2 separate regions of the Homo sapiens genome follow, and region 1 is linked to region 2. A link is an interaction called in ENCODE POLR2A ChIA-PET data of the cell type or tissue named here. Cell type or tissue: MCF 10A. All regions are shown on one strand. Region 1 overlaps VPS53 (VPS53 subunit of GARP complex). Region 2 overlaps VPS53 (VPS53 subunit of GARP complex).

Region 1 (2,500 bases), 64 kb after region 2:
GCAGAGGGGCTCCTCACATCCCAGATGATGGGCGGCCAGGCAGAGACGCTTCTCACTTCCCAGACGGGGTGGTGGCCGGGCAGAGGCTGCAATCTCGGCACTTTGGGAGGCCAAGGCAGGCGGCTGGGAGGTGGAGGTTGTAGCGAGCTGAGATCACGCCCCTGCACTCCAGCCTGGGCACCATTGAGCACTGAGTGAACGAGACTCCGTCTGCAATCCCGGCACCTCGGGAGGCCGAGGCTGGCGGATCACTTGCGGTTAGGGGCTGGAGACCGGCCTGGCCAACCCAGCGAAACCCCGTCTCCACCAAAACCAGTCAGGTGTGGCGGCGCGAGCCTGCAATCGCAGGCACTCGGCAGGCTGAGTCAGGAGAATCAGGCAGGGAGGTTGCAGTGAGCCGAGATGGCAGCAGTACAGTCCAGCTTCGGCTCAGCATGAGAGGGAGACCGTGGAAAGAGAGGGAGAGGGAGACCGTGGGGAGAGGGAGAGGGAGAGGGAGAGCTGCAAGTCATTTTGTATTGTGGGCTTTCAGATGAAATTTTTTTTTGAACCAGAGGTTTTATGTAATTTAAAAAAAAAATGGCCGGGAATGGTGGCTCATGCCTGTAATCCCAGCACTTTGGGAGGCTGAGGCAGGCCGATCACCTGAGGTCAGGAGTTCAAAACCAGCCTGACCAACATGGTGAAACTATGTTGAAACCATACTAAACAACATGGTGAAACCATACTAAAAATACAAAATTAGCCGGGCGTGGTGGTGCATGCCTGTAATCCCAGCTACTCAGGAGGCTGAGGCAGGAGAATCGTGTGAACTTGGGAGGCGGAGGTTACAGTGAGCCGAGATCACGCCATTGCACTATAGCCTGGGTGACAGAGTGAGACTCCATCTCAAAAGAAACAACTAAACCCCCTAATCTAGCTGATCCACCCACCATTTCATGGGCTATTACTGATTAGTAATAACACTTACATGCCAGTGACTAATGCCTCCACCCACGCCATCCCTTACCTCCTGCTGCGTCACCAGCCCTGGCCTTGCTGGTGGCTGATTAGGTGGGCGCCCCAGGATCTCCCTCTTCCCAGAGTGGGGTGCACAACAAAAGCAGACCTCTTGGGGTGGGGGAGGGACCCCACCAGGTGTTAGTGGTGAAATCAGCCAGAGGTGGTTGGAGGGAAGGTCTCTGCCGGCTCTGTGGGTGACCTAACCCATTTCATGGCTGCAGTCAGTAGCCATGTGGCCCTCAAGGTAAGGGTCACACCCTGCTCACTACTGCAGTTTACGCCTCGCTGCTGAGAAGAGAGAGGGAACCTGAAAGAAGGTATTTCGTTTACAAGAGGGCCTGAGCAATCAGTTGCCAAGATATTCCCAATGATAAAAACTGACATCTGAAAGGAGCCTGAGGGACACTGAAAGCATAACAGAAAGGAGCAGAAATAAGGAATGTCCCTTCTGGTGATCCGAGCGGTTCGATTTAATCTGTTTACATTGGGTAGTAATGAAAGGAAGTGGGACCAGCTGCAGACCTCCTCACTGTGACAACAGTAACCTTTTATTATTCCACCAAACTCCAGGAGGAAATAGCTTAAACATCTTCAGCTTTTGGACAGAATTCACACACTCAGAACCCGGCCCAAACATTACTGCTAAATGACTTAGTGTAGTGTTTAAGCTGAGAATCAACCCTTTGGGCAGTTGCTTGGTGCAAAGGGAAATGCCAGTTAGCCAAAATTCCAGCACCTACTATCTAAACTGAGCACGTTCATAACGTAGCCATAGGCAGGAGGCAGCCCTGCAGGAAAAAAGTAAGAAAAAAGGAAACTTCAGGCAGTCTCTCCCATTATTCCTCTCTTGCTTCAGCTCACTAGAAGTGCTGCAAGAGGACCCGGGTGCTGTGGTGGCAGGGTCAAGGGTCCCTCCTCACTGCAGAAGAGTGCTGTTGGTGGGGAGGGCAGGGCAGGGCAGCGTCATCTGCAGATAGAGGTGGAACCCTGGCACTGCCTGGTCATGCAGCTTTCTGAGTGTCCTGTGGGGCCTCATCAAGGGCAGGACCTGTGGGACGTCATCAAGGGCAGGGCCTGTGGCAGACTGAACAAGATGAGTTCGTTGGAATTATGTAGCCATTTTCTTTACTCACTTGGAATCTGTATTTTATACCTAAGAGATGAGCTCTTCACACTTACTCCAACATAGTTTCTTTCAAATCATATATCACTTTTGTGCATACATAAAAAGGAAACTATAGGCAAAATAAATAAAGATATTTCTAAAACTTCTTCACATGCAGGTCCACATCTTCTGAACCACTTTTTAAAAAACTTTATATTTTGAAATAATTATGGGCTCATAAATTATAAACCTAGTACAGCGAGGTACAGTGTACTGATCTCCCAGCGTCCTCCAGGGGACAGCTAACATAGTAGAGTCCATCATCAAACCAGGAAATTGATCCAGACCCCTTCCCATCTCCCAGCTTCCTCCAGGGGGACACTAGAGTGCATC
Region 2 (2,500 bases):
TTCATGGAAATTTCTTTTGTGCCTAGCATTGATTACAGTTAGTGACTGGAGCTGTCTCTAGCCACTTTTTGTTTTTCATGTATTTCCCTTACTCTAGGCGCTTGAAGAGGCTCAGAAAGCTATCCAACAACTCTTTGGCAAAATCAAAGATATCAAAGACAAAGCTGAAAAATCAGAGCAAATGGTGAGTTCTGGTTTCTTCCTAACCTTTTTGCACCAAAAGAGGAAGTGAGCTTCTCATCTAGGCATTCTAATAATGAGCTTTTTCTAATAATGGCACCTCCTGCCAACCAGAGTCATCTGCATCTCTAAAGCAAGCCCCCTATGAATGCGTTCAGATCAATTCAAGGGGAGCTGCTGGTCAGTGGTGGCTCACCATCTCTGCTGCCCTGTGTTTGCAGCCCTAGTTTTAAATAGGCAACTTTTTTGTTTTGTTTTGTTTTGTTTTTTGGGTATTTTTTTTTTTTTTTTTGAGATGGAGTCTTGCTCTGTCGCCAGCCTTGGAGTGCAGTGGTGCGATCTTGGCTCACTGCAACCTCCGCCTCCCAGGTTCAAGCGATTCCCCTGCCTCAGCCGCCCAAGTAGCTGGGATTACAGGCGCCTGCCACCACGCCCGGCTAATTTTTTGTATTTTTAGTAGAGAAAGGGTTTCACCATGTTGGCCAGGATGGTCTCAATCTCTTGACCTCATGATCCGCCCGCCTCGGCCTCCCAAAGTGCTGGGATTACAGGTGTGAGCCACTGTGCCCAGCTGCAACTTTTTTTTTTCTCCTTTCTGAAAATAGTTTCCTAGTCATTTTGGATTTTCCTTTCTCTAACATTTCTTGGTATTGGTATCATGCATTTCTCCATCGAGATGTACGGTATGTAGCTCGATGCACGCTGAGAATGGTCCTGGAGCCGGGAGGAGGGAGGGATGGAGGGAGGAGGGATGTCCCCGCCCATGATCTGTGTATGTGGTTTTGGTTGAGTTCTCCCCTGACAAATTTGTGTCCCCCGGTGTTGTGCTCAGAAGCTTGCCCCGAAGACCGAGAATCCAGCATTCACCTTCTCCTCCTCCATGGGAGGCGCTGGGAAGTGCTGGATCCTGGGTTCAGATTCAGACTCAATAATGTCCTGTCTGTCAGTTGTCTCAGAATTCCAGCTTCTTCAACTGTAAAATAAGAATAATGGCATTTGCCTCACAGGGTTGTTGTGAGAATTAAACGTATGAAGAGCACTGAGCATAGTCCTAGGGACCTGGATTTTCTGTGGTCCTTCCCCAAGGGTGCACCACACCCAGCAGCACCCAGGGGCCCTCGTCCTTCACCAAGGATGCACCACACCCAGCAGCACCCAGGGGCCCTCGTCCTTCCCCAAGGGTGCACCACACCCAGCAGCACCAGGGGCCCTCAAAGCGTGAAGATCAGCGAGAGTATCCGATGCTGCTTTTGCTGGAGTTGATTGCATTTATTGATATCCTTATGATGCTAATCTGTGTTCTGGAGTATGCTTCCTCTTCCAACCGAGGGGGTTTGCAGTGACAGTTTACTCCCAAGTTATGAGATGTCTTATTTTAAAGCAGCTTGCTTTCCTGGACAGTGCTGTGCTGAAGGGAGGAAGAGGTGGGAGTGAGGGGAGAAGTGATCTTTGTTGAGCTCTTTCAGTGCCAGCAGTGTGCTGGTTCCTTTGTGTCAGCACTCTAATTTAGCCCTCACCACAACCTTATGAACTAGGATTTATGTTCATTATTATCTTTGCGATTACCCATCTTATAGATGAGAAAACTGAGACTCAGTGAGGCTGAGAAACTTGTTCTAGGATGCATCGTTGGTGAGTGGTAGAGCTGGGGTTCAGCCCTAGATCTGTCTGACTCTACAACCTCCCATTTCATGCTCTACCCGTTTTCGCAGCCCGTGGGCAACAGTTGAGGCAAATCAACTATGGGCATTCTGTCTCACAGGTGGTCTCGTGTAAGTCAGTTGAGGCGAATCAACCATGGGCCTTCTGTCTCGCAGATGATCTCGTGTAGGTTTGACCTGAGTACCCCTGGTGTGCCCTGCCATTGATGGCTTTGTTTAGGGAAAAATCAGTGGTTCAGTTTGTCTAGAGAAACACAGGCTGTGGGATGGGGAGTGACGGGAGATCCTGGGAATAAAGAGACCAGTCAGCTCCAGTGCAGAGCAGTGAGGGCCTGAACAAGGAGTAGAGAGAAGGGATAGAGTCTTGAGATGAAGCAGAGGGAGAATATTTAGGACATAGAGAGAAGGGATAGAGTCTTGAGATGAAGCAGAGGGAGAATATTTAGGACATAGAGAGAAGGGATAGAGTCTTGAGATGAAGCAGAGGGAGAATATTTAGGACTTGATGCAGGGACCAGGAAGAGTCATAGATGATGTGACTTTGAACACAGTGGTTAAAGACCCCTGATGCAGCCGGGCACGGTGGCTCATGCCTGTAATCCCAGCAGTTTGGGAGGCCAAGGAGGGGGGATCACTTGAGGCCAGGAGTTCAAGACCAG

The links. Peaks named below come from ENCODE experiments on the same cell type or tissue, not always from the same donor. Only the 100,000 strongest peaks of a DNase experiment are listed, where the experiment ranks them.
Region 1: POLR2A ChIA-PET joins it to region 2 with 5 read pairs; 2 of 35 experiments call an interaction of 5 or more read pairs at or near these places.

Annotation. Positions count from the first base shown.
Region 1 is chr17:595,951-598,450 of GRCh38, reverse strand. All of the region lies in intron 12 of VPS53 (VPS53 subunit of GARP complex), which reads left to right. Among named protein-coding and RNA genes, the nearest start is that of VPS53-AS1, 74 kb to the right of the region's middle. In MCF 10A, no CTCF peak of the experiment used is centred here; a DNase peak (open chromatin) is centred at 980.
Region 2 is chr17:659,493-661,992 of GRCh38, reverse strand. It overlaps VPS53 (VPS53 subunit of GARP complex), which reads left to right. Exons shown (of 22, transcript NM_001128159.3): 5 at 98-184. Among named protein-coding and RNA genes, the nearest start is that of VPS53, 54 kb to the left of the region's middle. In MCF 10A, no CTCF peak of the experiment used is centred here; no DNase peak of the experiment used is centred here.